2 separate regions of the Mus musculus genome follow, and region 1 is linked to region 2. The links are chromatin loops, found by intact Hi-C in ENCODE. Cell type or tissue: heart. All regions are shown on one strand. Each heading gives the region's core, and the rest is flanking DNA. Links, peaks and the distances in the headings are about the cores only.

Region 1 (16,382 bases), core at 5,435-9,434, 70 kb after region 2:
GCTTTAGGACAGTGGCCAGCATGTGTGTCAGGGCAGGGTGTCCCTCTATCTTTGTTGGATGGAGGTGTTAAGCACAAGCTGGGGAAACAGGAAGAAGGTGGAGGGGATGTGGAGTATGAGAAGCAGGCTTTCTGAAAACCAGGAGAGAGCTTATAGCTTCAAATAAGCTCCAAAGATCAGGTAGAGCTCACTCCCTACCTTCTGCTCTAACAAAACCCTCCATTCTGGGCGACTTAAGGCCACAGAGGTTGGGAAGATGGCTCTGTGGCTAAGAGCACGTGTCCCGTGAGTATAAGGACCTGAGTTTGAACCCCTAGCCCCTACTGAAAAGCCAGGCAATGGCTACACATGCCAGGGCAGAGACAGGCAGATCCTGTGAGCTCGCTGGCCAGCAAGTCTCTCTGAAGTGAGGAGTTTCTGGTTCAGTGAGAGACCCTGTCTCAAGGAAGTAAGATGAAGTGATAGAGCAGAGATTTGACCTTCTTCTTTGACCTCTGGATGTGCATAAATAGGGGCATGCAGAACTGCACATACATGGTGCACGCACATATACCACATACTACACAAAGCAACACAAGTGCATTGCTTCAGAGTTCTGGAGGCTGAGATGCAAAAATCAAGGTATGTGCCGGGCCGGGCTGTGCTCTCTCTGAAACCTCCGTGAGGTTCCTCCTGCCATTTCGCAGCCACTGGTGGTTTGCTGGTGATACTCGGAGTCTGCTGGCCTGCAGCCACTCAGATCCTCTGTCTGCTCTTACTGACACAGGCATTCCTCCTGTGCGTCTCCGTTTTCAGATGCCATTTTCTTGTAGGGGTGCCAGTCATATTAGCTGAGGGGCCCTCTCTACTCCAGAATGACTGAAACCTAATTAATAACATCTGCAACAACCCTATTTTCAATTAAGGTTCTATATTAAGAGACCAAGGGGTTAGGACCTCAACATATCTTTTGGGCAGTAAAACAGTTCAATTTGTAACAGTGACATTTAAAAATTCACAGCATTTGTTGTTGTTGTTTTGTTTGTTTGTTTGTTTTGTTCAAAAAGAACAAGTGTTGATGAGGATGCAAAAAAGTGGAACTCTTGTGCTTTGCTGAGGAGAATGTAAAATGGTCCTCTAAAGTGAAGTGTAGAATTGCCACTGGACCCAGCACTTCCACTTCTGCTGTATCATATCATACAATATCATACCATGCCTTATAATATCATATCATTTATCTATATAACATGTGTCTACATTTATATCAATATCTCTATCATCTATCATGTATCTACCTCTATGTGTCTATAGAGATAACATGTATATATCTCTACATGTATATATCATGTGTCTGCCTCTATGTATCTACCTTTCTATATCTATCTATCTATCTATCTATCTGTCTGTCTGTCTGTCTGTCTATCTATCTATCTATCTATCTATCTATCTATCTATCATCTATCCATCCTCAAACAAAGACTCTGTCACATATTTTCATATCTATGTTTTGGGCAGCATTGTTTACAATAGCCTAAAGGTAGAGGTGACCCAGGTGCCTATCAAGAGCTGAATAAAGGGAAAATAGAATATTGTTCACACTTGAAGAAATAGAAAACTTGCTGGCCATCATGACCCCACCCTACAATGAAAATGTTTAGGAGGCTGAGGCAAGAGGAGCTTGAATTCGGGGTCATCTTGAGCTACAAAGCAAGTTCTAGCTATCTGAACTGCAGGTTGAAACCATGGCCTCTGTCTGCAGGATGGACAGAGAGAAAAAGGAGAGGGATGTGGGAGGAAAGAGGGAGAGAGAGAATGAAAATTCTAACACATGCTATGCATCATCGTGACCACAAAAGGACACACAGTCCTGATTCCTCTTCTACAAGGTGGTCAAATGCACAGAGACAGAAAGTCATTAGCAGAGATTGGGGAGCTCAGGAAGTGGGGGGCAGGGGGTGGGGGCGGGGGCGGGGGCGGGGAGGAGGTTAGTGTTTGCTGCATAGTTTCCCCTGGAGAAGATGGCAGAATTCTAGAAAGTGATGCTGGTTATGCAACCAAACAGCACACTAAGCATGACCACATGCTGCATTTTGTGTTATATCTCACTCCAGTAAAAATCAAAATGATGATTCAACACAGGTATTATCAAGGGCCTAGAACAGTGATTAGAAGAAAACTGAGGCATGTCTTAGAAAGTTAAGGAGATGCACATTAGCTATGTACGGGACAGTGGGTCATTTGGTTCGGGATTTACAAATGATGCCTTTCCTTTGCAATGATTCATCAGGTCTCGGCAGGCTATTAGCAACCAGGTGAGGACCTGGTCTGCTAAAAGGTGCACTTTGCAGTATGTAGCATGAAGGTGCGGGTTCTGGCTCTCTCTGATTGGAAATGGCTTACAGTTTTTAAGGAGCTTTCTGACTCTTAGCTATTGTATAATTCTAGGTAACTATCTGGGGTGACAGGTACTGGTGATAAAAGGTGAGAGCAGATGTCCACAAATTCCTATCTGATTTCCAACCCCCACCTGACACACATAGAAAGAGAGAGATCCAAAATACAAAATACATATAATTTTTTAAAAGTATATAAGACACTCAGGCAAAGCCCAGCTTTCAACCAGAACCCACTTTAAGGTAGGTCCCTAAGTGCCTTTGCAGGTTTCTGGATCTATCCCTCTATGCTATGAGCTTTCCATTGCTTTTCACTCTATATGGCTTAGTAAAACAAAATAACTGTATTCCATAGGACTAACATAAGGAACATTCTTCCTAAGTGGTTCAATATGTGAATGTAGTTTTCCTATGTAGAGGGATGCGATCCTAGATAACAACCCAGGGTAGAGATGGCCGCAGCCTGCAGACTTTAGATTTGTGTGTTTGATGGGGTGTGTATGTAGCAGTCAGGAAACTGGAAAGGACACATGAGAGAGGAAAAGGAAGATAGATTAAGAGGGTGCAGAGATAGTAGATCACAAAGACAAGACAGTAGAGTCTTTGGAGAATCCTGGGGGCTAAAAGTTGAAGCAGACACTATGGCCTACTTCCTCCAACCAATATAGTAAAAAGCAATAGAAGATTCATAGCACAGAGGAATAGAGTCAGAATCCTGGAAAGACACCTTAAGGTGGGTCCTGGGTGGAAAGGTGGGCTTTACCTTAATGTCTCGGTCCCACCACCCACCTCCACCACCTTCAAACAGTTTAATCAAATATTGAGCCTATCAGTAGGTTAAAGCATCCATTAGTCCAAGGCTCTCATGATGTAACCATCTCCAGACATCTTCCCAACTGCTTTATTAATCTTGCATTTCTCAATCTGATCCACCATCCCAGTGCGAAGTCCAGTGGGATTTTGAAGAAAGTAAATTGATGTGATGATTTTGAAGTGTATATGATAGAACAAAGGACCTAAAGAGCCCAAATGATATTGACGAAGAAAAAGTATATCAGTTGACTCCCATCACAGGACTTACAGTCCTTGGTAAACAGTTGACAAAAGGGTTCCAGTGTGGCCCAACTTCTTCACTTGCTCTTACCCAAAGACCTGGAAGCAAGCGTTCCCACTTCTTGATATTTGTCAACTTGTGTAGTTCCTTCCCATCATATATGGGTTCCTTCTGTATTACCAATGACGTATGATATAGCAGAGGTGGCAGAATGTTCCTTCAAAGATTAAGTTATATGACTTTATGAGTTCTCTCTCTCTTTTTCTCTCTCTCCTTTATTTGTCCAGAGGAAGGAAAGCCAAATTCTCTGTTATGAATAGCTCTATGAGGATCTACTAAGGGATATGAGACTCAAGTGATAGCCAGCCAAGAATAAGTGCTCCTCCCTGTAGCCACACTGCTGAGCTTAGAAGCAAACCTTCCAGTACTGGCCCAGCCTTCAGAAGGCTGCAGTCTGCTCTGAGACTCTTAGATACACCACCGAGCTTAACTGCTCTGAGCTCCCCAACCCTCAAACTGCTATGGGCTGATAAGGCCATGTTGGTTTGCACTGCTAGCCTTAGGTAACTTGTAAAACAGCACTAGATAAGTATAAAGACTTACAGTATTTTATAATAATTGTACCAGTGAGGTATTGATGTAATAATTGGCAAACAGATCAATGGGAGACAGCAAAGTCCAGAAATTAACTTCATACATACATTCGATTAGTTCTGACAAAGATACCAATAAAATTGAATGAAAAAAGATAGTCTTTCAAAGCATGACTCACAAGACACTCTACCATACTGTGTACCAAAGAAACTGCAGGTAAGACACAAAGAACATCTTGAAATAGGCAAGGATTTCTTACGTGGGACACTAACGGCACTGTGGTGATTAATTTTGTCTTAAATTGAGAACCTTAGAAAATAATCACTGGCTGTGCCCATGACAAGTCACCAAAGTTAGACTAACTGAGGGGGGAAGACCCACCCCAAATGTGGGCAGTCCCATTCCACAGATTGCTTTCCAGTCTGCAGAAAAAGGAAAATGTGATCTGAGCATGTGTATCCCCTTTCCTCTTGACTACAGATGCAACAGCGACCAATAGCCTCAAACTCCAGCTACCATGGCTTTTCCACCACAGTGCACCACACCCTTAAGTAAGAGCCTTCCTTCTTTGACATTCTCAGGGTGTTTTCTCATCTTGATAAGACGGGTAACTAATGTAGGAAGTGGGATACCCCAAAGTGGGGCTGTTGCTATGATAAACCCAATTATGTGGCTCTTAAGCCATTCGAATTGGTTTGTAGCAAGAATGTGAAGGAATTTGAAACTTTGGGCCAGAAAAGCCCTTGAATGTAGTAGACAGAGTATAACGAGCCATTCTAGTGGGAGCTGGTAAGCCAGGAAAGCCGAAAGAAGTACGGCAGTGGACCCCTGATTCGTGAGATTCCAAAGGAGAACCAGGGCTTTATTGGAGACTGGGCTAGTATAGGCTGAGCTGTACATTATCGAAGGGGGTGGCAGATGATCCACATGCATTGTGTAACAATTCTGTCTGTTCCATAAAAATGTAAGAACATACCTCAGTCTGATCCACCATTACTTTCTTAAACAGTTACCCAGGAGATGGAAGACATGTTTCCCCAGAAGGCCTTGTATAAGAACATTTACATTAACTTTATTATTACCTGCAACATGATTCTAATTACATTATTATATTATATAATTATATAAGAGCCAGAACCCAGAAACAAACTGAATGTCCACACATAATGAATAGATAAATAAATTGCACTATACTCACACAAAGAAATACTACTTAGGCACAAAAAGATATGCGTGTCTGACATATGCAGCAAAATGGATGGGAAAAGAATATCATGTCAGAGAGCCTAGCTATTAAAGAGCATAGACAATAAAGTAGGTAGTATCATGTTAGGATAGAGAGTTGTTTTAAGGTAACTAATGCTGGCAAGTATGTACAAGAGAATAATATTGGTGGGAATGTAGGAAAACAACATAAGGGTTCCTCAAAAAATTACAAACAGACCTATGATAAGGTCCAGCAATCTCACTTCTGGATATCCATTTAAAGGACAGGACACTGGTATCTTAAAGGCACATCTGTACTCCTTTGTCCTTTGAGGCATTTTTGTTTTTGTTTTTGTTTTTTTTTTTTTAATTATTTATTTATTTATTTATTTATTTATTTATTTATTACATGTAAGTACACTGTAGCTGTCTTCAGACACACCAGAGGAGGGTTCTCATTACGGGTGGTTGTGAGCCACCATGTGGTTGCTGGGATTTGAACTCAGGACCTTCGGAAGAGCAGTCAGTGCTCTTAACCGCTGAGCCATCTCTCCAGCCCTGTTTTTGTTTTTTGAGACAGGGTTTCTCTGTGTAGCCCTGGCTGTCCTGGAACTCACTTTGTAGCCCAGGCTGGCCTTGAACTCAGAAATTCGCCTGCCTCTGCCTCCTTAGTGCTGCGTGCGCCACCACGCCCGGCGAGGCACTTTTTATAGTTGCCAAGATATATAAACAACTTAATGTGTTTCATGAAGAATTGCTAAAGAAAATGTGTGTGTGTGTGTTTGTATGTGTGTGTGTGTGTGTGTTTATATGTGTCTCTGTATATGTGTGTGCATGTATATGTGCATGTATGTGTGTGTTTGTATATGTGCCCATATGTATGTGTGTTTGTATGTGTGTGCATGCATGTGATAGAATACTATTTAACATTTAAAAAGGAGGAAAGCCCATGAATGTCTCCATTTAGACAATATAGATGGACCTAGAAAAAAAAAGGATAAAAACAGGAGAGAAAGCTGAACAGAGCCAGCTATGAGGAGAGCTCTGCAGCCCTCCCAGGGTAGTGATGAGTCTCATGAGTTCCTGAAGCCCCCCCCCCCCCCCACACACACACATACACACAGTGTCCTGTGCAGACTGAGTCCTGTACATATTATACAAAGAGAGGGAAAGAGGTCATGATTTAAAGTCTTTCTTAATGGTGTTTATACGTTTTGGAATGGCTGCAGGCAAATTTTAGAAGCACCAAGCTTTCTCCCCATTCTTCCCAGAGCCTACCACAGTGTTGATGCACAGAATAATAAACATTCATTGATTAACTGGTGCGGACACCATAGAGGAGAAGAAATGCTCTGATCTCACAGCCCTATTGTTCCCGCCACCCAACCCCACCCCCCTAGCAGTGGAAATGTTTAAATATGTGTTTGGTTGTTTTACAGCCGTTTGCATTTAAATTGGGTGTGTCACTATCACATTTTATTAGCCATTCCTCATACCAGCCCAGTGAGGTTAGCCTGTTATCTGCACTTTACAGGCGAGGGCAGGGAGAGGTGAAGACTTGTCAGGATGGTGCAAGGGCAGCTGGCTGAAGAGCAGGATTTCTGCAGGAAGGTTCTGCTCCCTGCCCACGGGGCTGGTCCACGGGGGCTGCGGCTGGATGTGCAGTGATGAACTTGGCATTTTCTGCAGAACACTTTGAAAATGTTTTGATGGTTTTGTTTCCAGAGGGGAAAATTCAAGTTAGGACTGCAGTTCTTCTGCCTGATTGCTTGGTCCTTGAACTGACCGGCCTGCTCTCTCAGGAGACTCTAGCCTTTATTTCCTGCTCGGATGCTGACCTCCCAAGTCCCATCCCTTCCTAGCAACCTTGCTGTGAAGCCCACCCATGTAGCAAACCTACAGGACTGGACTTGCAGTAAAATACTTATTAGGAGGGACATAGGTCCAATTAAGAAAATTGTAACATTCTCCATGAACTTCCTAAATTGCATGCATATACCCAACTCTCTAATGCTGTTTTCCTCAGTGCATATATGGCCAGGATAATGTTTACTTAATAAAAACAAGAATGGATGGGGGCATGCAGGGTAGTTGGTAGAGACTTTGTCTAGCATGCACCAAACTCTTGGTTCTATGCAGCACAGCAGAAGGCCACCACGATGTCACAAGCCTGCAATTTCAGCACAGGAAGGTGAAGGCAGAAAGATCCGAAGTTCAAGGTTATTCTGGGCTTCACAATAAGTTTCAGGTTATCCTGGAACATGAGACCCTGATTCAAAAACAGAAAATAAATAAGTGAATGAATGAACAAGTGAATGCATAGATAAATCACACTGTAAAAAAATATAGATTCTCTCTGTTTCTCCAAAAAAAGGTCATTTGAGGGCTGCCGAGATTGCTCAATGGTTAAGAGCAGTTCTGTTGTTTCTGAAGATTAATTCTTAGCATTCACATCCCCTCTCACAACCAGATGTAACTCCAATTCCTGGAGATGTGACGCCCTCTTCTGGTCTCTGAAGGTACAAGACATGCTCTTAAACAAACATGATGACATAAGACAGTCTATTTGAAAACAAGAATAGATACTAAACTGGCAGGCAATGTATACGGTGTGGAAACACTGGATATAAAAGGGAGATGTATGTTTCAAGTGAGATGGAGTAAGACTGAACATCATTCCATCCTATTATGCAGAACCATCCATGATGTAAAATCCAATCAATTGCTTATTCCTGGAGTTTCATTTTGTTTTGCTTTCAGACCACAGTTCACTATTAGCAATAGAAACCACGGACTGCAAAGCAGACAGGAGACTATGCATAAATAACGTGGCTGCCAATGTTCATGACTTTTTCTTTCTTTTTTTTTTTTTTGAAAAACTTTTTACTGATTCTTTATGATTTTCTCATCAAGCCCCCCATCCCTTTCATCCCCACATTCCCTCTGATCTGCCTTCTGCCCTTGCAACCTCCTCTCGAAAATAAACCTTTTATTTATTTATTTATTTATTTATATAATAACCTAAACCTAAAAACAAACCAAAATAAAGCGCAGAGAACATCCCATCGTGAACGCTGTAATGAGTCACAGTGATCCCTCTGTCCACACATCTTCACTTAAAAATGTCCCTTGCAATGAGTCATTGGTCTGGTGTGATGTCTCCGGTTTCTGTGACACCATCAACAGATTATCCTGTCGTTGTCCTGTGCTATGGAGATCCTGCAGCTTTGGAGCAGCAGGGCTGGCCCTTTCATGTGCCCCAGCAGTTTACAATTTATGTACATTTAGGGGTAGGCCAACTCAAAGCCCTAGATCTGGGCCTGGATGGTAGCTGAACTGGTCAGTCCTCTGACTCTCCCTTATCCACACCACCAGAGTGAGCTCTCCAGAACTGTTCCAGCTAGACCATCCAATGCTGAATTGGCAGGAGGCAGGGTCAGCTCTCCTGCTCTCATGCCCTCTGGGGGGGTTGGGCTCACCAGCACCATCCCCTCCAGAGCCAGCTCCACTGTGCTACCCAGTCAAGGCATGGGGCCCACACTTCCAAGTGCTGCAACAGGTGAACTACTGAGCCAGCTCTCCCTCACTCATGCATCCATGTATAAGAAAGTCAGAAAAAGGCATTGGGTCCCCTGGAACTGGATTTATAGATGGTTGTCAAACACCATATGGGTGCTCGGAACCAAACCTGGGTCCTCTGCAAAAGCAGTAGTGCTCATATCACTGAGCCATCTCTGTAGTCTCCCAACCCATTTTCTTGATGAAGAACTGGTTTCTCCAACATGGTTCCCTTTTTAAGCATAAACCACCAGTCCGACCTTCCCTCCTTCCTTTAACCTCATGCTTTGGAACTTGATAGACATTTGGTGGGCTGAGATGCTCAAACTTCTGGATACCCTTCCCCCTAACAGCAGCAGATGGTGATGGCACTCTCAGAATTCCTACTTCTGATAACTGCTTTGTATGACCTGCAGCAGTCTCTCTGATACTCACTAGCCTCCTGTGTGACACAGGCTGATTCAATTAAGACAAGTGGTTTTTAACCTCCACTGCACTTTAGATTCACCAAGGGAGCTTTTAAAAATCCTGTGTCTGTGGCCAGGCTACACCCTGGGCCAATTAAATCAAAATCTCTAGAGGAAGGGCCGATTTAAGACTCCTTGAGCGATTCTAATAACCAATGATAGAAGGCACAAAGAAGCCGTGATTCTAGGTACCATTCCTCCCCCCCACCCCACCCCCCGGAGTCTATGCACTAGTCTATTTATTCCTCATTGGCCAGGAGAGGCTACGTATCAGTTCTGATATCACATGACTGGAAACCAGACAGTCCAGGTTGATACTGGGGCAATTCTAATTCCCTGGGCATGTGTAACACAAGAGCAGAGGATGGCTTCCTGCAAGCTGTTGGCAAAACATACACTTAGTGAAGATTGAATACAGTGATGCCACCCATAAAGCACCTTCAACAGTCAATGGGCTGGAAAGACTATGTTCAATATCATTTTCTTTTTCTAGATTGTTTTTTTTCCGGCCAGTGTTCTGATGAGAAATTAAGACTTTAGTACAGGAAAGTCTGTGTTCATTCTAGCAGGTAAGTAACTGTAGCATTGTGTGTGTGTGTGTGTATTAACCGTGTTAGGTCAGAATTGTATTGTATGGGGGTGTTAAGTTTTAGGGGCCATAAACTGATGGAGTATATTGTTGAATATATGTTCCACTGATTTGATACAATGCATATGTTTTTACGTCCTGTAGTCAGTGTGTCATCTGTCTGTTTCTGGCTCTGTCTCTCTCCATTATGGAATGAATGGGAGATTCTGCATTTAGCTGACAGGAAAGTTGTAATTGGTAACATGGTCCTGTTCTGCAGTTGAAACCTTGTATAACCAGATCACCCACCCACCTCTCTACCTACCATCATCATAGGACTTCAGCAGGGGGCTGTGCACCACTAATTCTGAGATGTAGTTTCTCTTACAGTTTACTTATGAGATTCACATACCACGAATTGTTCTCTCTCTCTCTCTCTCTCTCTCTCTCTCTCTCTCTCTCTCTCTCTCTCTCTCTTTCTCTCTCTCTCTCCTTGTTTCTTTCTCTGAATTGGTGTCATCCAATCAGATAGAGCAAATGATGAAACAGGAGCCAAGGCCAGATGTCTCTGCAGGAGACACCAGTGTTGGCTTCCATTGTGGAGGGAAGACAGTGACTTCTTCCAGAACATCTTTTTGTGCTGACAGGCATAGAAGGAATAATACTAACAAGAACCAACATTTCTGGCAGCCACATAGGCTGGGTATTGTCTTGGGTGTTTTGGAAGAAGGCAGGTAGTCTGGTCCAGAGCTCAGTTTCTATGCTCTCTGCTGTAGTACATCTGGCCCTCCAAACAACCACAGACTTAAAGTATTTCTTTTAATAAACATTCTTATTCTTGTCATCATTCCCTAAAATTTGTAACAAGTAATTTCATGACATTAGGTATTATAAGCAATTATAAACACATTGTATGTATAAGTGTGTGTGTCTATGTGTGAGAATGTGTGTGTCTGTGTGTATGTATATGTTTGTGTGAGTATATATGTATGTGTATGATTATGTGTGTGTATGTCTGTGTGTGTATTGAACTCTACTGGGTTCTTTACTTATAGCTGCATTTAACCTGATAGCAGCCTTGAACGTGCTGCATCTGGGTTTATAGTGAGTCAGAAGCTGATACAGGATGCTTCTGTCCCACTCTTCTGATGGCCTCTGTAGGGTCACTCACTAGCCTTCTCCCCCTTTCTGTGTGTCCTAGACTTCTGTGGGTGATGGGTCCCAGCCTTTCATTTCTTCATTTCATTATGGTTGGAAGTTGCCAACAGCAGGTAGGGCTAGAAGTGATAGTGTCACAGGTTCGCCTGGGTTTGGCAAGGGCTGTGACTGTAGCCACCGCATTTCCATGGCTACAGATCTCACCGGGTTCTCAACGGTAAACTTCAGTCTGCCCCTCCAGGCCTAGGAAGACAAAATTTCTCCATGAGTATCTGTTGGCAGCGTACAACAGACTGGACTTGGATGGTCCCCTCCTCAACTACTCCATAGCTGCATCCTTCAGTTACCTTGTGAGAATCTTTGCTGTTGGTCCCTGGATAAGTTACCTGAAACGTAGAGAACTTCACAGCACTTCCAGCTGAGGACTCTCTTTCCCTCTTTCTGTCCCTCCCTCCTCCTTCTCTTTCATCTCTGCTCTAGAGTCCTGCAGATCTAATTACAAAGTCTAGTCTGGTCACCAACGAGTTGTGTGACCTTAGGCAAGTTACTTACCTCATCCCCTCCTCGCAAAGATGCACTTTTCATATATAACAAAAAGATAGTGGTTTGCACGTATGGAAAGAGCTAACACAAGCTAAGAGCTAACATAAGCTAACCTAGCCGGTGTGAGCACGTGGTGAGCAGTTGGTTGAGTTGGAAAGGGCACATATTATAGAGAAATGCCAAATTATGTAGTTCAGTTATGAAGTCAGTTTCTCTGGGATTTTAATTATTGAGCTGATGAGTATCTCTTCAAAGATGACAACTGAAAGTGTAGATAGTGACATGAAGAAGTCTGAGGAGATCTTTCGGGAAGATGCTTTATCTTAAATATGTAAAGCCTAATATGTAACACTTTGTTAGAGCTGGAGAGATGGCTTGGTGGGCAAGAGCCCTTGCTCTGCAAACATGAGGACCTGAGTTCAAATTCCCAGTGCTCTCAAGAGAAGCTGCGCATAGCTGTGCATGCCTGTAAACTCAGCGCTGAAGGGCAGAGAAGGGCAGATTCCCCAGAGCTCACTGGCCAGCCAAGTCTAGCTAATATGGTGAGCTTCTGGTCCAGGGAGAAACCCTGTCTGAGAGCTGTAGGATGAAGAGTGATAGATGCTCTGATCTAGCTGCTGAGTATATGCACACGGGAGGACACACACATACATAAACACACACACGCAATCCAACATGTAATGGCAGTTTTAGTAATCCAAAGGAAATAATCAGACAAAGAGGAATGTACAAACATGACTGAATGATTATTATTAATACTTGGAGTTAAAGAATTCTTAGAAACCTGGGTAATGGATGTGACTGATACAGAAAAGTGACCACAGCACACTAAAAAAGGGTCAGTTGCCAATGGACCTTCTGTTCTGTATTTTTGAAAAACATTAGAAGAGGGGAAATGGAAAAAATATATTTTGAAATAACATCTGGGTAATAGGATCACAGGTGATATCCCCCCCGCCCCCCCCCCCGTCTTGTTTTTCCTGTTTCTCGTGACTTTTCTATGAGTATTGATGACAGGATCATCCTAAGCTGAAAACAGCAAAACTCTGAACTCACGTGGCACAACAGCTCAGCACTGTAGAGCTGATGCCTGAGAGCTTCCTGGCTCTTCCTTCATGGTTTACATGTGGCAGCTTCTGCACCCGTTATCACATCTGTATCGAATCCCTACACCCCAGTCATCACATCTGTATCGAATCCCTGCACCCCAGTCATCACATCTGTATCGAATCCCTGCACCCCTGTTATCACATTGCATTTGATCTTAGCCATATTTTCGTTTTTATCCCTACACCCCTATTATTATATATGTCTTTAACCCCTGCATGACCAAGTACTGCACATACATTCAAAGAAAGAAGTGGACAAGAAGGACTGCTAGGAGGTGGGGTGGGGTGGAGGGAAAGGACAAAAGGCCTGATTTGGGTCCTGTGACTGACCATACCTAGCTGGAAAGTGGATGGGGAGACAGAGTCTGGGAAACAGGATCGAAATCTGCCACTTTTGCAATGTCTGCCATGGCCAGCTACTGATTTTATAACCACTGGAATTTAAAAACCAGTTGTTTCCTTTATCCTTGACTCCTTCGATGTTTTCTCCTTCCCGCCACCCTCCACCTACTCAGGCTGCAACCATCAGCAAATTCACAGTCAACTGAGCCAAAAGGCTGAGGGGGAGACCAGAGAAGAGGCTGCAGCCGCCTCCTGGTGGGAGTGGAGCGATGGGCAGCGAGCCACAGGGCTGGGAACCAGCTTCTCTGTTCCGCTGACCTCATCTGGTCCTTCTGGTCCGAGGTTCTGGCTATGAATGTTTATCAGTGAAGACTTTGACAACTTCAGTAATAATATTTTCTAGGCTGTGCAGAGCTAGCCTGGGTATCTCATACAGAGAGACCTTTGGTTGCCCTCACCAAATAAACAGTTGCCCACAATCCCCACAAAGACAAGGGCTTAGGTTGCCTGGGTTCAAGTCTTGACTGGTGAGACCCTTGTGCCATGTCCCTGGACCATAAGCTGTGTTTGTTTCCTCCCCTGCAAAACAAGAATCCCCAGACTGTGCATTTCATAGGCAACTGGTGAAAGGTGGGCGGAGTCAACCTCTGTCAAGCGCTCAGAAGGCGCTTATCACACAGTGAGGGCTATGGAATGGAAAAATAAAATAAAAAAATAAGTAAACAAGAGAAAGAGCCTTAGGGTGTCTGGGTCCTGTGTGTTTGAAGCTACTTCTCGATCCATACAAAGCTGCAAGGAAGGGGCTGAACTTTTTTTCCTTTGTTCCTTGCTGGCTGAAGCGCACATGTCCTCTGTGGATTGGAGGAGGGTGCACAAGCCATACACATCTGTTGAGATGCCGGAGCAGCTGAAGGAACTCTTGGGGAGCCAGAGGCTATCACTGCCCTTACTAGAGATGGGGAACTGAGGCTGTAGATATGGGCCACAGCCACAGGCCTGGAAATGATGGAGCTGAGATTCCAGCTGGGCCTGTGACTCCCAAACCTGGACAGCCCCTATATTAAGCATAATACTTTTCCCAGACAAATTTTGACAAATCCTGAGGTTCACATTTACATCAATGCTCATTTTTAAAAGGGATCTATTTCTTTATTTTATTTTATTTTATTTTTTTTTTTATTTTTGGCTTTTCAAGACAGGGTTTCTTTGTGTAGCTCTGGCTGTCCTGGAATTTGCAGAGATCAGCCTGCCTCGGCCTCTGAGTGCTGGAATTAAAAACATCCACTACAACCAACCGGACTGGATTTATTTCTTCATATTCAACTTAGCAAGTCCAGAAGTTCAAGGCCAGCTCTGGCCAGCTGAAATAATGATTAACATCAGGGTTATCTTACAGGTCCAAAGTCCTCCCAGCAAACATCCTTTCTGCCCTTAGAATTTGTTGGTGGCCATCTCTGTGAAAGCCTCCCTCAAAGAGAAAAAAGAACTCTTGCCTGGTCGGAGTATTTTACTAAGGACTGCCATCACATCTGAGCAAACCACAGGCATTCAAAGAGGCGTCCCTAGTCCTATCCCTTTAAGAGAAAAGAAAGAAAGAATGACTCAGCCCCACCCTACCCCACCCTGTGCCTGCAAAGCTCTGGAGTCTGTGATGCCCAAGACAGAGCCAAGATAAGAAGAGTTGGAAACAAATTGAACTTAACAAAACAAAAAACAAGCCCTGTTGTTACCAGCTCCTAGGCACTTCTACCCTAAGTTGCAGTGTCCTAGGAAACGTGAACCAGGGTCACCTCTGGCCCCATTTGGGCCTTCTTCCTGGCCCCACCCCAAGCATAGCAACCCTGCCAGAAAACAGGCGCTGCCTCCATCAGCTCCCACCTCCCCCCTCCACGCATCTTTCCCCTTTTATATTGCTGGCTTCATAATGGTTTTCCTCCTGCTGCTGTGGGGTGAGAGGGTGTAAATGCCCCGGAGCAGCTGCGGGGAGCTCTCCAGTGCGGATCCTGTGGGTGGGGCCGGCAGTAGGCAGGAGAGACCAGGAGGGAGATTAGGTGAAACATTAGCCCTGGCCTTTTGGACACGGTCCAGTGTCTTTCAATGATTTCTTTGTGTGCTTTGGGTGCTGGGCTTGTTTGGCAGGGGACGGGCACCCATTAGAAGATTTCACAATGATTTGCCATGTTACAGTTCTAAACATGTCAACTCCTCACCGAGGTTAAATTTGTATTTTTACAGTCTCGTTAGACCTCCCCCCTCCCCCCAACACACCCTCCTCCCCCTAGGGAGCTTGAGGGAAAAGTACTCTAAGAGAATTAATCAAAATGACTAGGTAATGCTCTAAAAATAATAAATGTCGTTATGGGCTGGATCTCTTTCAAGTTCGAGTTCATTCTGTAAGCTTGGAGATCCACACGTCCAGTTGCCTGTCTTATGAGCTTTTTATTAGAAGAAAGTGGCCTGTTGTATAGAGACAGGTACTTTATGAAGACACATGGATGCTGCGACTCTCCCAACACTCAACTGTTTTTTTTTTTTTTTCAGCTAGATTCATTAAGCAATGTGACCTCGGAGGGGGCAAAGGGCAGACGCAGGAATCACTTCTTACCCTCTGTTCCTTCACCAGCCTTGCAAATTGGGATCTGCTACAGACCTGCTCAGAGCTCTGAAAGTAAGGGTGGCCAGGTCAGGGTCCAGATTCACCTCACTCACTCACAGGAGAGATGCTGCGTGCAAACAGCAACAGTAACAGCAATCAAATGAGCCAGTAACTCTGTATGTGTGTGTGTGGTGGTAGTGGTGTGTGTGTTGTTGTTTTGTTATCAGACAGATTCCCCCTATGGAAGCAGCTGGCTTTGAACTTGGCATCCTCTTGTCTCAGCCTCCCAAGTGCAGGGATTACAGTTGTGCAACTGTTACTATCACCATGGTTTCAAGACGCCTTCTGGGATATTAACTACAATAACAAAAAAAAAAATTGTGTGTGTGTGTGTGTGTGTGTGTGTGTGTACTCATTCTGGAGTGTGTGGAGGCCAAAGGTTGATGTCAGGGGCTTTCCTTAGTTGCCCTCTACCTTATTTTTTGAAACAAGGTCTCACACTGATCCTGGGGCTCCCTGACCCAGCTAGGCTGTCTGGCTAGCGAGCCCTAGGATACCCCCATCTCTGGGTGTCTCTGCTTCAACAGAGCTTGGATTCCAAATGTGTGCGGCCATACCTCGCTTTTGCATGGATACTGGAACGGTAAACTCAATCCTAATGCTGCATAGCAAGGAATGTATGTGTGCAACCATCTCCTCAGCCTCCTCCGCCTCTCAAGAATGTTGTTACGTGATGGGGAAAAATATGTAGCTGGGTCTTAGACTCCTACGGCCATTAAGCCTGGCTGTAACAAGATCAGATAGACCTTAAGGTG
Region 2 (16,382 bases), core at 5,738-9,737:
TCTCATCAGCCATCACTGGCTAGATCTTCCTCCACCCATTCTCTGGCGCCCTGGACTCCTACATGACTTCTGTAAGGAGTTTGATTTCACATAGAACAATTATGAGGAATTGGTCAATGACACCATCAAACCCTCCCTAGCCTTTCCAACTACTGTCTACTGGTTAGACATTACTGACTAAGAAGCACTTAAAACTCTTAAAACTATCAATTATTCTGTTTTGTTCCTCCAGCCCCTGCCTCATATTTTGAACCTCTGTGATGAGATACATCTGTTTAGGATGTCAGGTCTGTTTGGTGAATGGACTCTTCCACCACAGTGAAATTTGTTTGCTTGTTGTTGTTCTGTCTCTAGCAATATTCTTTTCTTTGAAGTTACTTTGACATTGAAGTAGCTTTTTTTTTTAAACTAACACTGGTGTGTACTCTTCTGCCTCAGTTATGAAATGTTGGCATCTTTAGACTTCAAATGTTAACTTGTCAACAGTGTAGGTGAGTTCTATCAAGTTGTCCAAACCACACCTGTCTTTCATTTTAATCTACTTATATTAGATAAAATTATGATGGTTCAACTTAAATCTGCCATTCTAATAGTTATCCCTTGCTTTAAAAACTTCTTAATTCTCATTTTCAGCTGGAATTGACACTATGTGTGTATGTATGTATGTATGTATGTATGTATGTTTGTTTCATCCCAACTGCAACTTCCTTCCCTACTCTCCTCCCATCCCTCTCTCCCTGCCCTCTTCCCTTCCTCCCCACTCCATCCCCCTCCCTTTCTCTTCAGAAAAGGGCAGGTCTCCCATGGATATCAACCAGCCATGGCACATCAAGTCGCAGTAAGACTAGGAACCTCCTCTCCTATTAAGTCTAGAAGAGGCAACCCAATAGGAGGAAAGGGTGCCAAAGGCAGGCAACATAGTCAGAGACAGCTTCTGTTCCCATTGTTAGGAGTCCCAAAAAAAGACCAAGTTACACAATACAACATACTTGCAGAGGGCCCAGGTCTGTCCCATGCAGGCTCCCTTGTTGGCAGCTTGGTGAATTGCCAACCTTTTAACTGGTTGCTCTTTTGAACCTTTTGAACGATGCCTCTTTGTGTCATGCTTTAGGAGTCAGTCTAGGACTTAGGATCCCTGTGTTCAAGTCAAATATGTCTCTGCAAACAATGACAGCCAGGGCTTAACAATTACATGGTATCTAGCACAGCCCACCCAATGGCACATCTCCTGTTGGGCTGACAGAGTGGGTTGTTTGGGAGTGGGATTCTGATGTCACCCAGTCTCATGTGTGTCTTGGAAGGAGCTCTGATATAACTTTGATCAGATTCAAGTCACTGTCCGAGTTATATAGGTCTGAGACAAAAGGTTTCCCCGAGGCAAGTGTTGCAGCTCTAAAGGAAAGGCTTCCTCAGTGCAAGAGAGATCTAACTCAGCCCTGCTTTTCTCTAGATACAGTCTCTCTCTTAGCTGCCTCATTGTGCCCCAGGCTTCTGTGTGCTCCCCTGCCACCATGTGTTCCCTAACTAGACCTTTAGCAATCACCTTCCATGGTTTATAAATTGAGCAATAGAAGTTAAATATTTTATGTTAGTTAAATATAAATTTATAAGTGACAAATGTGTGTATTTGTGTGTGTGTTAAAATACCAGTCTTTTGTTTCTAGATGTTGTTGTATGTCCATAGATGGGTATCATCCCATTGAGAACCACTGGGTGAATCCATCTTTCCTTATTGGATGATTAGAAAAATAGTAAAAGATGGGCAGAGGGGGAAGAAATGGGACTTCTATAGACTTGTAAAGGAACTGGAGAGTTGATAGTTTTGAAGAATGAATCCAGTATATAATCTCAGAGAACATACACCCATGATAGGAAGAAGGGCTGCGGAGGGAATCAGCAGATAGCCAAGGCCTTGAATGAAGATATGGAACCTGGATTTGGCAAAGGACAATTTGTGGGAGTTAGTTCTCTTCTTCTACCAAATGCATCCCAGGAATCAACTTACCATCAGCTACCATAGTTAGCCATACCTGACTTGGACACAGAAGCTTCAAATATCTTTCTTTCTCCAGTAATTAAAATACATCAAGAGGAGCCAGCAAATGAGCAGTGGAATGAGATGCTTTCTGACATATGTTCATATATATTCATATATTTAAAGAAAAACAACACCTTAACTCGAGGAAAGTACCTCACAGTGGGAATTTCAGGTCGTGGATACCCTTGCAACCACACCCACGAAGCAACAGCCTGTTCGATTGGTGTGTTTCAGCCTGGTCTAATTATAGCAATTATGACAAATGGCTTTGATGCTTGAGGCTGAAACGGGAACTAATACTTCCTAATGAGGCCGGGTTACATTTGCATGAAAGCAGAGGTGGTCCACAGAGCTACAAGCTGTCGGAGGGAGCCACAGTGCTAGAGCTTTTGACACCTCAAGCCTTGATCTTAGCAAGAGAACTGAAACTACCCTGTCTTTCATCTCTAGTCTGGTTAGAAGATCAAGCCAATATGTTTTCTGAGAGCTATTGATTTTTTTTCTTTTTTAAAAGTAATTATAGAAACTGTCTTGGAATCATTTAGTTTTATATGTAAGAACTGCAAAGGCACAGGGGTGGGAAGGTTATCCAGCAAACAAAGACCTTGGAATCTGGGGACTATGGAGGAAATACTTACAGACAGAGGCTTCCTAGAAATAAAATTACTAACGAGCAACTCAAACTGTGATCGTCTCCCCAAGGGACTGGTGAGGTGACCCCACCAGAAAGCTCCAACTTTCCACTCCCTACTTTCAATTTCTTCTCACTCCCACACCCTCCTTGTTATCTGAATCGATGGGGGGAAGTTGTAGGTACGACCTGAATCCTTCCTGATTTGAGTCAAATGAGAAAAAAAAAGTACAGAAAGGAGATATGGTCTTGAGAACAAAGGGAAACTGACTAAATGTGAGATCTTCAGGCACGGGGCGGAGTTGGGAGCATGCATTTTTAACCTGGTGATGCTGACAGTTCCTGGAGACAAAAGGTAGCAGAGCTTTGCTCCCAGCCAGGAAATCAATTGGGCATGGTTCCTGTGTCTCCTTGTGAAGCCATCACCTTGGATTTTTACTTGGGTGGCTCCCTGCTGAGAAGCATGTCACACAATTAACTCTTGCAGGGTTTAAAAGTATTTCCAACAATAGAAAAAGCGGTGGTAGTAAAATAGAGTTTTGTTTTGTTTTGTTTTGTTTTGTTTTCTTTCGAGACTATTACATCTATCTATCATCTATTACAAGCTGGCCTTAGATGTAGCAGAGGAGGACCCCGAACTTCTCTTCTCTTGTCTTCACCTTTGGAGTGATTGGGATTACATGACCACCACATCCAACTTATGGTGCTATCTATCAACCAAGAATTCCATGCAAAATGGACAAGCTCTCGACCAGCTAAGCTGGGTCTCCAGCCCTGGAGCTGGAAGATTCTAAGGTGCAAAATTTATGAACAGCGATCTGTTTATCTGAAGCCTGAGAGGATAAAACTTCATTAGCTGGTGGAGGATATGTGTTTATTTAATTTTATATTGTTTCCTCAGGGTTAGATGACATGAGACAGGATACGTTTTAACAAAGGCTTTCCTATCTAAGTCTCTTCTTTCTACTCATTACTTCCAATGTGATTGCAATATGATGTAATTTTTAACCAGTTGAGTTCTAGTCTAAGCATCTTTTTTGCACCTCAGAAAGAGGTTGTCTTTCAGCATTGCGTTAACAATGCAGCACTCGAAGTTAGATGGAGAATACGTCCTTAAGCCGTCTGATGTTGATTGATTTGGGCCCAAGAGAGTATGACTGCTGACATATTTGTTGACAATAATAACATGCCTACGAAAAAGTGATGTCCTTTGACAGTTATTAATAAAAAAGTAAACCTGATACAAACTGGACTTGGGAAGACTGCAGTAAATGTCAGCAAGCATTTTTACAATTAATGACAGGTATATTTTCCATATTAGTGCTACTGGTCAGAAGAGCAGCCATTGTTTAAGCTAGAGAATGAAACCTCAAATACCTACATGGAGTTGGCCTATAACTGACTAATCATTGGTAGAAGTCAGCTAGGTCAGGATGATAATTGAAGATAGAAACATCCAGGGAAGTGGCAGGATTAGATGACCAAGTTTTTCCTTTGGTATTATTTGTTTTGAATCAGGGTCTCACTATGTGTCCTAGGCTGGCCTTGAACTTAGAATTCTCCTGCTTCACATATTAATTGTTTCCAACTTGGAAGACTGTCATATGGAGGCTAGAAGGCACTCTGTGCCTATTTAACGGCTCCTGTGATCTGAATTCCCAGGGGTTTTATTTGGGACTGCTTTGTTGGACTATTTGGAAAGCCTAGATACCAGTGATGATGATGGTTAACATTTACAGAACATTCACTCCAGTGACCTATGTATATCCACCTACAGACTCTTCAAATAGACCTGTGGTATGCCCCCCCCATTTTATAGATGAGAAGACTGAGGCAAACAATTATAAATATATTGATTACTAGCTCATGGTAGAGCCAGGGCTAGCAGTGTGTTCCTCTTCATATGGTGCATACCAGAAAAGATGGGTAGGGACATCACTAAGCAAAGGGACACACATCAAGTAAACCAGGCTTGTAGAAGATAGGATCTTAAGAATTTACAGAAATAAAGGGTTAGGTATAGTATATGGGAGAGTGTGTTACACCCTATGTGGTAGGGGTTCAGACTGTTAGGAGGCATCAAGAAGCAAAGTAGTTCAGGGGATTGAGTGGTATGCGAGTTGTACTATAAAGCCCAAGAGAGTCTACCTATCTGAAAGCTCTGGTCATAGGGGTAGGTGGCCAAGGTTTCTACAACTTATTTTATTTTTTGCCTTATGCAGAAAATTCTTATCCTGTGTGGTACCAGGCAGCCACGCAGGCAGGAGATACTGTGGCATCAGACCAAAGGGAGAGCCATCCCTGGCCTTTGGGTCTGGAGACTCTCTGCATGATGCTGTCTCAGTAAGTTCCAGTCACTTCTGTAAGACTTGTCCTCCACCAGTCTCTGTTGGAACTTAGGTTTCTGCAAGAGTTCCAGATGTAGCCACCAGCCAAGTGAGTGAGTGATGGTTCTTAGCAGACATAGAAGAGAGAGCCCACAAAGCGGAAGTGTCCCTGTCCATGGAAGGGCAATGAGGAGACAGCAATATAGGAAACACGATATTGTCCTTTCCCATCAGATCACTGTCCTTGCCTACTTATGTCTCATTGTTGTTGTGGTATTGTTATTATATTATTATTATTATTTATTATTGTCACCTTTATTTGGCAACAGTAATACCTTCCTTTTGTCTGATCAGATTCATTCCCCACCATTCTTTTCTATGTCCTGGGAGAGTGGTTGTAGAGACGGGTGAAGTGGGTTCCTCTTGGCCTCCTCCAGCCTCACTTGTGAGCAGCTAATGGAAAACATCAGCTGAGATCAGGGGGGAGGAAGAGAGAAAGCAGGTGTAATTATTCCCCTATCAGCCTCCGCTGACTCGAAAGTGATCTGTGGCTTTGTTCTCTGTGAAAATCCACAGCTCGTGTCAGGTGGCCTCTCCTGGAGCTATGGTTACAGTCCTGTGTAAGCGCCCACTTCCCCATCCCTTTAGGCCTACAAATGATGAATGTGTTGACAAACTGAACTATAATAAACCCGTTGCAGGACATAAGGTATGGTCAACAAGCTACAGTGCTGAGAATGTTGGAGCAAGACAAAGTATTTCTTGGGATTTGGAGATGTGCTTCACTTTTCTCAGAAGAGAAAAAACAGAAGGAGGTAGAGAAGCAATGAAACGCAGAGAGTCGATCATCTACGGAGTCTCGGTTATGGGGGGATCCATTTGCATGTATCATCTTCCTTTACTCAACCAACAGTGCTGTGAGATCTGTGACTATTCCTACTTTCAGGATTGCAGACCTGACCATGACTATATAGCTAGTAACTATTACTGCTTACATGGCATAGACTAGGTTTTACTAACATACTTCCAGATGGGATGAAAATTGGTGTCACTGTGCTATGTAGCTCCTAAGAGTCAGACAGCCTTCTCTGGCACTCCTGGGCTAGAAGAAAGTACAGGAGCAGGAGGCTGAAATGACAGAGACATTGATTGATGTCAGATGCCAGAGACGTTTCTATTTGGGCAGAGGGTACGAGAGTTGGAAGAGGACAGCATGCCAGAATTGGGAGGCAGGGGGCAGAAGCCCAGGGAAGGAGGGAAGGGGACATAGGATGGGTGTCTGAGTTTTCTGTTTCTCTAACTCAAGGCCACAGCTTGGGTAATGTATAAATAGGGGCTAAACAGCTCATGGTTTTGAAGGCCAGGAGGTGCTGGAGTTTGGTGGTGGCATCTGGTGGTAGAGGGCATCTCTTGGTGGGACACCAGAGTGCTAGCTTTTGTCTCTCTTCATTGCCTAATAAAGCCACTAATACCATCATGGGTACCACCCCCGTGACTTCATCTAATCCCGATTGCCTCCCAAAGGTGTCTAAATGACATTGACATTCAGATAAGGTTTTAAATATGTGACCATTTGAGGTTCACATTCAAGTGGTAACAGCTGGCAGTCACCAAATATTAACCCAGCTGCAACATACTTCAAGCTTTCTCTAGTCACACTCTGCTTGCATTCAACTGCATCAGAAAAATAAAAGGCTGAGCCTTCATGTGCTTTTGTGTTACAGGAACCATTTGTGTGATATGGGCATCATAGATTTTCTTGGATACCCAGGATTGCCACACAAACTTTGTTTATAAGAGCTTTCTACAGAGGGGGTTCTTCTGTCAGGAAGTGATTGCTCTGTAGAGTCAAGTGTCAAGAACTGGTCTTGGGTCTTGAAGATGAGGTCGCAAACCTCTCACACTGTTTCTGATGATAGCATTTGATCTTGTAACTCTGTAGTAGAGAAGAGCAGTGGTTTGGAACTGGGTAACAGCAGGTCACAATGCTAGCTCATCCATTATGGTTTGAAGGTTCATGTGTTGAACACTCGACCCCAGTTGTTGATGCTGTTTTGGGAGGCTGTAGAATCTGCAGGACGTGGAGTGACATTGGTGAAGGAGATGATTGGCAGTGGCCTTCAGGTTTCACTAGCCTTTGAGGATGGCCTGCAGCCTCGGCTTTCTGACCCACCATGATGTGACTAAAGATGCACCTGGTGCCTGCCACCATGTAACCCTCCCTGTTGTGATGAACCAACTGTTGAGCCTTCCTCTAAGTCAGTGGTTCTCAACCTACCAAATGTGACCTTTGAATACAGTGCCTCATGTTGTAGTGACCCCATCTGTGAAAGGGTCATTTGAACCTCCCAAGGGGTCACGACCCACAGGTTGAGAACTATTGCTCTAAGCTGTTCCTGTCTGATGTTTTGTCATCGGTAAACAAGAAACACGTAACTAAAAAGAAGCTAGCTTATATCTATATAAAAGTAACTCCAAGGAACAAAATAGATTTTTTTTTCACAGTCTGAGAGGTGACCTAAGACAACACAGTATAGAAGCTAGAACAACCTTGTTATTAGTGTACACTCCCTAAGATGACCCTTTCAACTGTGAGGTCCAGCCTGGTCCTTACTTTATCAGTGTGGCAGGCAGCAGCATGGAAGGAGATGGGTACCGTTGGCAAGAGGGGTGCTTTCTTTAAGGCAATTCTAGCAGAGTGTGGTAGTGGGTGCCTGTCTGTAATCCTGGCACTTGGAAAGCTTAAATGGGAAGACTGTAAAATCAAGGGCAGCCTGGGCAACTTGGAAAGATTTGATCACACAATCAAACCTTAAAAGGGTCAAGGCTCTGGGCTCAATTCAGTACTTGGGGGTAGGGGATGGAAGAGAGAAAGAGAAAGAGAGAGGAGTGCTAGGAAGCGACCCATGGTATTTCCCATCATCACCCGTACAAGGAGGCTGGGAAACACAGTCCTTATTGGAATAAGGCACTATGTGCCCATTAAAAGGTGAGGCTGAAACACCATGCACCCAGCTGTATGGCCTTGAGTTTGAGTGTTAAAACAAGGTCAATAACTACCATCGAGCCGTAGACTCGGTGTGCGTAGGCTTCAGTGGAAAGAGCATTGGTAGTGTCAGGGCACAACACACAGCAGGCCAGGCCCCCAGGCTTGCTCCTCTTTTCTTCACATAGGCTCATGTTTAAATCTCCTAAAGGTCTTTCTGGCTGGGGTTTAGGGAACCAAAATACTACTTTATAACAGCGGACAGGGAAACTACATGCCACATTATTCCTAGAAATGAATGGTGAGTGATAAGGGATCTCTGAGTTACCACCCCTTGCTCTCAGCTCTTGGTGAGCTTAGTTTGGGGAGCGATGGTGCTGGATGACTGATGGCCACCGAAGCTACCCTGAACCCAAATCGGTGGCTTCTAGATTACACCCCCAAAGAAATGAGGAAATGTGGACAGGGTGTGAGCTGTGAAATGTAGATTCATTTTCAAAAGTGAGAAAGTGCTTCAGGGAATGGAGCAGGGGGCAGGGGCGGGGCGGGGGGGGGGGTCCTCCATATTGCCCTGTCTGGTACTCTTGTGAGTCTTACAGTGGGAATTGGATGGAAACTGAGGTAATCTTTATGGATATTGGTTACTATTTAGTGTATGGAGGACAGTAATGAATGTGCACGCTTTAAAACATGTCTTCTTGGCCCAACAGAAGAGCTGATCCAACTACAAGAGTGGGCTAGCTCATGCTTCACAGGGTCCAGCCCTTACTGCCTAAAGGGAGCTCTCTCCTGTTCCACAAGGCCCATGGATTGGAGGCAGGAACAGAAGTCGGTCTCACCCTCTGCTGCTAACCACATCAGTGCCTGACCTCTCTTGCCTCTCAAATGCAGCCACCCATTTTCCATCCTTTGAGGTCCTCACCAGGTGTATTTCCATTCCTTATGCCTTAGCTCCTATCCAGCCCAGAGAAGGTAGCCATTGAAGTCTCTAGTGAGTTATCAGTAGAGGATAATTTTCACAATTGCCCTAAATGACTTTCTGGCTTTGTTTTACAAGGTTGGGAACCAGCCACACAATGCAAGGAGAGAAAGAAGGGGAGGACCTTGTTGGATGGTGAAGCCATTTACACTCTGATGTGGCTGATCCTTTTTGAGAGAGCTATAAAACATATACAGTTGAGCAAAGCTACTGGGACCTCTGTGAAGGGTAATTGGTTCTATGGCTTACAAAACATCAGTGTGCTCTAAGACCCCCAAAGCAGTCTGTTGTTTTCCAATAGCCACACATTTGCTGAGCATCCCCCTTCAGTGTCAGAGACCATTGGCTAAGAGTGGACTATGAGCCAACCAGCCCTACTACCACAGTCAGCCCTTCACCTGCCTGCCTTCCCAGAGTGGCAGTATCAACCTGTTTTGTTGAAAGATCAAGCGGGTAGGGGGTGGGACCAGTTGTCACAGTGGGACCTCAGACTCCTGTGTGGTTCTCATGCATTTCTGGGCATGGATTCCCTGCCTGGTTTCTCCTCATGGAAAAAATGAATCTCTCTAACACGACCACTCCATCTGCCAGCAAACTCAGGGCCCGTGGTAGTTGAAACATGCATATATTTTTAAAGCGACAGGGGTTCTGTGGTTTTCTTTTTGGCTATAAATCATAAATGCCAAAGCTGCAAGGATTTCATTATTGACTCACAGAGAGATGCTAATAAAAGCTGTTAAAAAGCCAACGGGTTTTCTTAATTTCCTTTGCTCTTTCTTTTCTTTCTCTTTCTACTTTCCTCTCTCCCCTCTCCTTTCCCCCTTCCCTCCCCCTTCATTTCCCTCCACCTTGGTTTCTCTTCTTCTTCTGTCTCCTCCTCTTCTTCTTCTTCCTCCTCCCTCTTCCTCCTCATCCTTCTTCCATTAACATTTATCTTTAATCATTTTTTTTACAGTCCAGTCATTATTCCCCTTCCTAGTCCACCCTCTGAGAGCTCCTCAATCCATTCCTCCACTCCCCTGTCTCAAAGAGGATGCTGCCAGATCCCAGCAGGCCTCCCTACTTCCTGAGACCTCAAATCTCTGGAGAGTTAGGTGCATCTTCTCTCACTGAGGCCAGACCAGGCAGTCCTCTGCTGTATATGTGTCAGGGGCCGAGGACCAACTAGTGTATGCTGCCTGGTTGGTGGCTCAGAGATCTCAGGGGTCCAAGTTAGTTGAGACTTCTGGTCTTCCTATGGGGTTGCCTTCCTCCTCAACTTCTTCCAGCCTTTTCCTAATTTAACCACAGGGGTCCCCAACATCAGTCCATTTTTTGGTTGTTAGTATCTGCATCTGTCTCAGTCAGCTGCTTCTTGGCCTCTTGGAGGACAGCCATGCTAGGCTCCTGTCTGTAAGCCCACCGTAGCATCAGTAATAGTGTCAGGCCCTGGGACTTCCCCTTGAGCTGGATCCCACTTTGGGCCTATCGCTAGACCTTCTTTTCCTCAGGCTCCTCTCTATTTCCATCCCCACAGTTCTTTCAGACAGGAACAATTCTGGGTCAGAGTTTTTGCTGTGGGTTGGCAACCCCACCCCTCCACTTGATGCCCTGTCTTTCTAATGGAGGTGGACTCTACAAGGTGGACTCTTGGGCATTTTATCTAAGGTTCCTCCCTTTGAGTCCTGAGAGCCTCTCACCTCCCAGGTTTCTCATCTTCTTAGGATGTATATAGTCACCAATTGCAGTAAACAGCTTCAGGGTTTGGAGGTCCACTGTGAGCTGATAGCTGCAGATCTAACCAACCACTACTTTGTTCTCCTGGGGTAAACTTACTTTGCTGCTGGGTTAAGGGGACCAGAATGACTCGGCTCCTCATTGGCTGTCCTCAGAGAAACGGCTGTCATTTGACAATTATTACTTAAAGAAAAAAAAACTTTGGTTGTGCAAATGGCACCAGTGCTCCCCAATTCCTTCTGGAGCAAGAAGTCCCCATATAAGACAAAGGCCACTGTGGTTTGTACAGAAGGAACACAGGTCGGTAGCGCAGTATGGGTGTGGCTGCCATACCTTTGGGATCTCCTTTGGTGACAGGAGGAGTCCGTGCCTGGAGGTACAGCCCCCGCCCCTACCTGGAGCCTTTCATCTTTGTATGTTACACCTGCAACCTCAGGAACTGACTCAGATTAAATATAATAGTTCCTCATGACCCCAACCTGTAGATAGGTGTGGCCTCAGAACTGCTTTTCTTTCTGATATATGCCCTTTGATAATAAAGCAACACAGCTTTCCCAGTCATCAGCAATGCTTCTCAACGGCTGCCCTCACAGACAGGTCCTGCCTAGCTCTGCACGCGTGCTTGAGTTCCGTATAAGTACTTGTCCATAGAAACAGGGGAGACATCGACATGCAGAAATACTATACTGAGCCGAAGGGAAGCCAGCACAATCCGGACACTTCTCACCCCGTGAAGTCAAAAAGCCCAGAGGATGGTGGCACCATCTTTTCATGATTCACCTAGTTGAAAAGAAAAAAAAAAACTTGTTTTCTCAAAAACTGCAAAACAAGATGCAGAGCTTCATGTAAAGTGTCTAAACATTCAGGGTCTAAACTTGTGGACACTGGCAATTATTTTATTCTGGGGGGAAAAAAAAACAGACCATTTTTCTGTAATGTGGTCAATAGTCCAACAAAGTATCACTTATGGGTTGGAGAGAAACCCTGTGCTTTTGTTTATATAAATATTATTAAGTATGTAGAAATATTTATAATTTAACTTAAATGGGGAATTGGAAGAAAGAAAGAAAGAAAGAAAGAAAGAGAGAGAGAGAGAGAGAGAGAGAGAGAGAGAGAAAGAAAGACAGAGAGAGAGAGAGAGAGAGAGAGAGAGAGAGAGAGAGAGAGAGAGAAGGAAAATGGCACAAGCCCAGTTTATAAAATCTGAGAAAATCCCACCTAGTATTAAAAAGATTGAGAGGCGGGAGAGAGCTCAGCACTTGCTACGCAGGCATGGGGAGCCCAGCTCAGTCTCTAGAACCTGCTTTAAAAACCCTGCAGTGGCATCATCGCAGGCTTCCGATCCAAACACTGGGCAAATGGAGACAGGCCCCGCTCCAGACCCGATGGCTGGCCAGCCGACCCTACTTGGCAAGATCCAAAGCAATGAGAGACCCCATCTCAAAAGACAAGGTGGACAGTGGGTGAGAAATGACACCTCTGGCTACCACCAGACATGTGGACACATACGTGCATGCATCTGCCTCCCCTCCCTGACTCACAGCCCCACGAGGCTGGAAGGACACACAGGAAGACATCTTCTCTGGATATCACCGTCATTTACTGGTAATGGCAGCCTGCCTTACTCCTCCATTACTCTTTATTTTTACAGCAATTGAGCTCTATTCCTTTAGGAGAAAAGTCTTGTTTGTTCTAAGAATAAATATTAATTATTCTAAGAATGCACAAATGAGATAATCCATGAGCTTCTCTGCCAGCAGACATGAAACAGAGAAACAAAAAAAGATGTTGCTTTGGGAAAGAACAAGTTTGAATACTATCTTCCTTTACTCTAAAGGCCAACAAGCTCCCTCTCTAAAGAGCCAGACAGTAAGTACTTTGTACTTTGTGGGCCACACACTGTCCCAGCCAGAGTCCTGCTATGCCGAGGAGGTGTCTAAGTAGTGCCACAGACACACACTGTGAGTGAGTGGACCTAGCTCTGTGCCAGGACCTTAGGTGTAGACAGTGAAATCTGAATTTCATAGGTTATGAAATAGTTTCTTTTAAATTTTGTTTGGCGCTCTTAAAAACCTAAGAATCATCTGTAGATGGGTCTCACACACCAGAACGTGATCCTCGGGCCAATTACTCTATATTATATACTTTTATGTTTTCCAGAAATATATTTTAAATCTAAGGATGTTTTTGTTATTTCTATCCTAGTTTTAATAAATTTAGTACTGTTAATCTTTTCGTTTTTATTTGTTTTTATTATGAGACAGAGTCTCTCTCTGTAACAGCCTGGCTGTCTTGGAACTCAATAGACCAGGCTGGCCTCAAACTCACAGAGGTCCACCTGCCTCTGCTCTGGGATTAAAGGTGTGGACACCCATACTTGACACAATGTCAAAATTTTTAATGAATGCCTGTATGCAAGCCACTTTCATAAAGTATAAATATAAAATATATTTATAATTTGAGTTCTGCTGCTCTGGGATTCTGAATCTGTGGGGTCAAGGTCTACCAGAGGTCAGAATTCACATCATCTGGGGAAGGGATAGGGAGTCCTTGTCAACCAACCTGACAATGCCACTGGGAGTTAAGGCACCCAGAGCTGCAGTGACTTGTAATGAGACTTACCAAGATTTGAGTGTGAAGAAATCAGTCATTCTCCTCCAGCCGCCACAAGGTCAGAGCTGGGGCATACACACCCCACCCCCTAGTATGACTCAGAAGGAACCCCACAAGGTTATCGCTTGGGTCTAGAGAAGATGTTGTTCCTAAAGGAAGGGGTGTGTGGAGACAGGGGCCCTTTATTCAGCAGTAGTAATTTTGTGGTCTTTCTGAGTACCTGCTGTGGTAAACTGTGGTAATTCTGGGGTGGGGACCGTAGGGTTAGACCATGCTTGTTTTTTTTTCAAGGGTAAACAGACTGTTTTGTTGAAGATTTTCTTGTTCCTGGAGACAGTTTTGTTGTTGTTGCTTTAAAAAAATATATAAGAGGTTTTTCTGTAGTGGTCTTTAGCGGCTCACTGCCTAGTTCAGTAGCAAACACAATAACAAAACCTCATCTTGACAAGACAGCACTAGCTGAAGAGACAGGGACAGTGTGTGTCTGAGCCAAGAGTACAGCTCTGGGACTGAGTCCCACGAACGAAGGTAGGTGGGATGTGTTCATACAATCTGCCAGCGACCCAATCACAAAGGACATATTAAATCCGTACAACATTCTAGGTCCTTACAGCCCCTTGGCATACTTTATCTACTCTCCATGCTTATCATTAGACCCACAGACTCACTTTAGGGATCAAGGATGTCAGTAAAATTTAATATAATTTACCATGCCACTTACTGAAGATTCCAATGTTTGCTTATTAGAAGGGGGATTTACTTGCGTGACATCTTATTAGTATAAAGAAGTGGTTTTTGGTTTTTTTTTTTTTTTCTTTAATAAAGCACACTTTACAAAAGGAAAGCAAGTCTACAGATATCACATCTTGGCACTGTAAAACCTTGGTAGAGCAAGGTTTCACAGTGCCAAGGGACACTTGAATATCATGAGCAAGAGATGAAACTGATCATTGCTGCTTCCAAGAATCTGTCTTTGAGCATCTCTGAGGTGAGCTCCTGACAGTCTCTGGATCCCTCTACAAAGCCATGGAGACAGCACCCTGTCAGAAGACCTGGGCCAGAGTAACACCAACACCTTAGTGATCTGAATCATCCCCATGGCAGGTCCGTTGCTATGTTCCTTGCTAAACCAGCAAGTCACAGGTAATCACACTGGGACACTGGAAGAATGTGCTCAGGTGCCCAGGTGCCCCAGAGTCCCCAGTAGGAGGTGTGTGTGTGTGTGTGTGTGTGTGTGTGTGAAGGGGAACAGGGATGGGTTGGAGAGAACATAGGCTATTAAGATGACTTTACACTTGGTCTTTATCTTTGTTAGGGTCTCATTGCTGTGAAGAGACACCATGACCAAGGCAACTTATATAAAGATAATAATTTAACTGGGGGTGGCTTACAGTTTCAGAGGTTCAGTCCATTATCATCATGGCAGGGAGCAAGGCAGTATGCAGGTGGACATGGTGCTGGAGAAGTCCAGAGTTCTGCATCTTGATCCAAAGGCAGCCAGGAGGGGAGGGGACTCTTCTACACTGGGAAGAGCCCGAGCATAGGACCTCAAAGTCTACGCTCATAGTGACACACTTCTTCCAATAATGCCACACCTCCTAATAGTGCCACTTCCCATGGGCCAAGCATATTCAAACCACCACATGGCCCTCGGGTTGAGCACAGTCAGACAGCTGGGAGAGGGCCATACTCCTTGCTCCCTGACAGGGACGAAGAATGTTTCAACTATGAAACAATTTCATAGTCATCTCTGAGGTTATTTCATAAGCAGTCATTGCAGGAATCACAAATGGGAAAATTGTACTTGTTTGGCAGAACGGATTTTACAGTGGATTTTTCTTTCTTAGGGGGTGAGGAGGGGACTTTTTGTTGTTTGTTTATTTTATGTATATGAGTACTTTGTTTACATGCCCATCTGCACACCAAGACTTCAGATCCCATTATAGATGGTTGTGAGCCACCATGTAGTTGTTGTCAATTGAACTCAGGACCTCTAGAAAAGTAGGGCAGCCAGAGCTCTTAACCACTCGGCCATCTTTCCAGCCTCCAGGGTTTTTATTTTCAAAGTAGGGTGCCTGTCTTAGGGATTCTATAGCTATGAAAAGACACCACAGCTACAGCAGCTTACAAAGGAAGCCATTTAATTGGGGCTTACTTACAGTTCAGAGGTTTTGTCCACTGTTATGGTGGGAAGCAAGGAGGCACGCAGGTAGTCATAGTGCTGGACAGGTAGCATAGAGTTCCCAATCAGGATTAGCAGACAGCAGGCAGAGAGAATGATACAGGGCCTAGCTTGAACTTCCAAAACAAACCTCAAAGACTATCCCCAAGTGACACACTTCCTTCAGCAAGACCACACTAACTCCAACAGGGACAAAACCTCCTATTAGTGCCACTTCCCATGAGCCTATGGGGGCCATTTTCATTCAAACCCCCACAGTACTCTTATGTTGGTCTTCCAGTTGTATAAAATGTATTGTTCTCTGGGATTTTAAAATTCAGTGATAATGACATGGTAGAAGTGGTCAAGAAAAAAAGATGTATGTTTGCGCGCGCGTGCGTGCATGTGTGCATGCATGCGTGTGTGGGTGCATGAGTGTGTGTGTGTGTGTGTGTGTGTGTGTTTATGGGGGGAAGGAAACCCTCTATGTTTACTTTGTTTGTTTTATCCCAAGGTATTTCTAGCTTAATATAATGCCCAGGACATAGTTGGGGCATTGTAAATATTTACTTTAAATAGCAAATAAAAAGCTTATAAATGGGACTATTGGGGGAAAAAAGTCATTTTCCAGTGGGGCTTGTGGCAGCTGTTCTACAAAAGGCCACAGAGCAGTTTCCTATGCTTCATAGAAGTCCAGAGCGGTGTGCAACATCTCCCTCACAGGCAAGTACGTTGCCAAATAGACCAGTCTTTCAATCCCCTAAAAACAATCTTGCTAAAGTCTAAGAAGATAAAAGAATAGCCAACCCCGTTCCCTCCCCGGGAGTGGCCGATAGCTAGATCTGACTTATTGTCCCGTCCTAGTGAAGCTGTCGCTTCCTGCCCTCATTGCTCCCTCCTGTCACCCTCTAGACAGCCTGGCTTCTGCAGG

The links. Peaks named below come from ENCODE experiments on the same cell type or tissue, not always from the same donor. Only the 100,000 strongest peaks of a DNase experiment are listed, where the experiment ranks them.
Region 1: a loop joins it to region 2, with 2.0 times the contacts of the local background. A loop is called at or near these places in 2 of 42 quality-filtered maps.

The regions. Positions count from the first base shown.
Region 1 is chr5:64,578,483-64,594,864 of GRCm38, reverse strand. Gm3716 (predicted gene 3716) reads left to right here. Exons shown (of 4, transcript NR_045078.1): 4 at 1-1,002. Among named protein-coding and RNA genes, the nearest start is that of Gm3716, 24 kb to the left of the region's middle. In heart, for the core only: a CTCF peak has its summit at 7,721 (motif pointing left); no DNase peak of the experiment used is centred there; H3K27ac peaks cover 1,355 bases.
Region 2 is chr5:64,648,643-64,665,024 of GRCm38, reverse strand. No RefSeq gene overlaps it. Among named protein-coding and RNA genes, the nearest start is that of Gm26761, 43 kb to the left of the region's middle. In heart, for the core only: no CTCF peak of the experiment used is centred there; no DNase peak of the experiment used is centred there.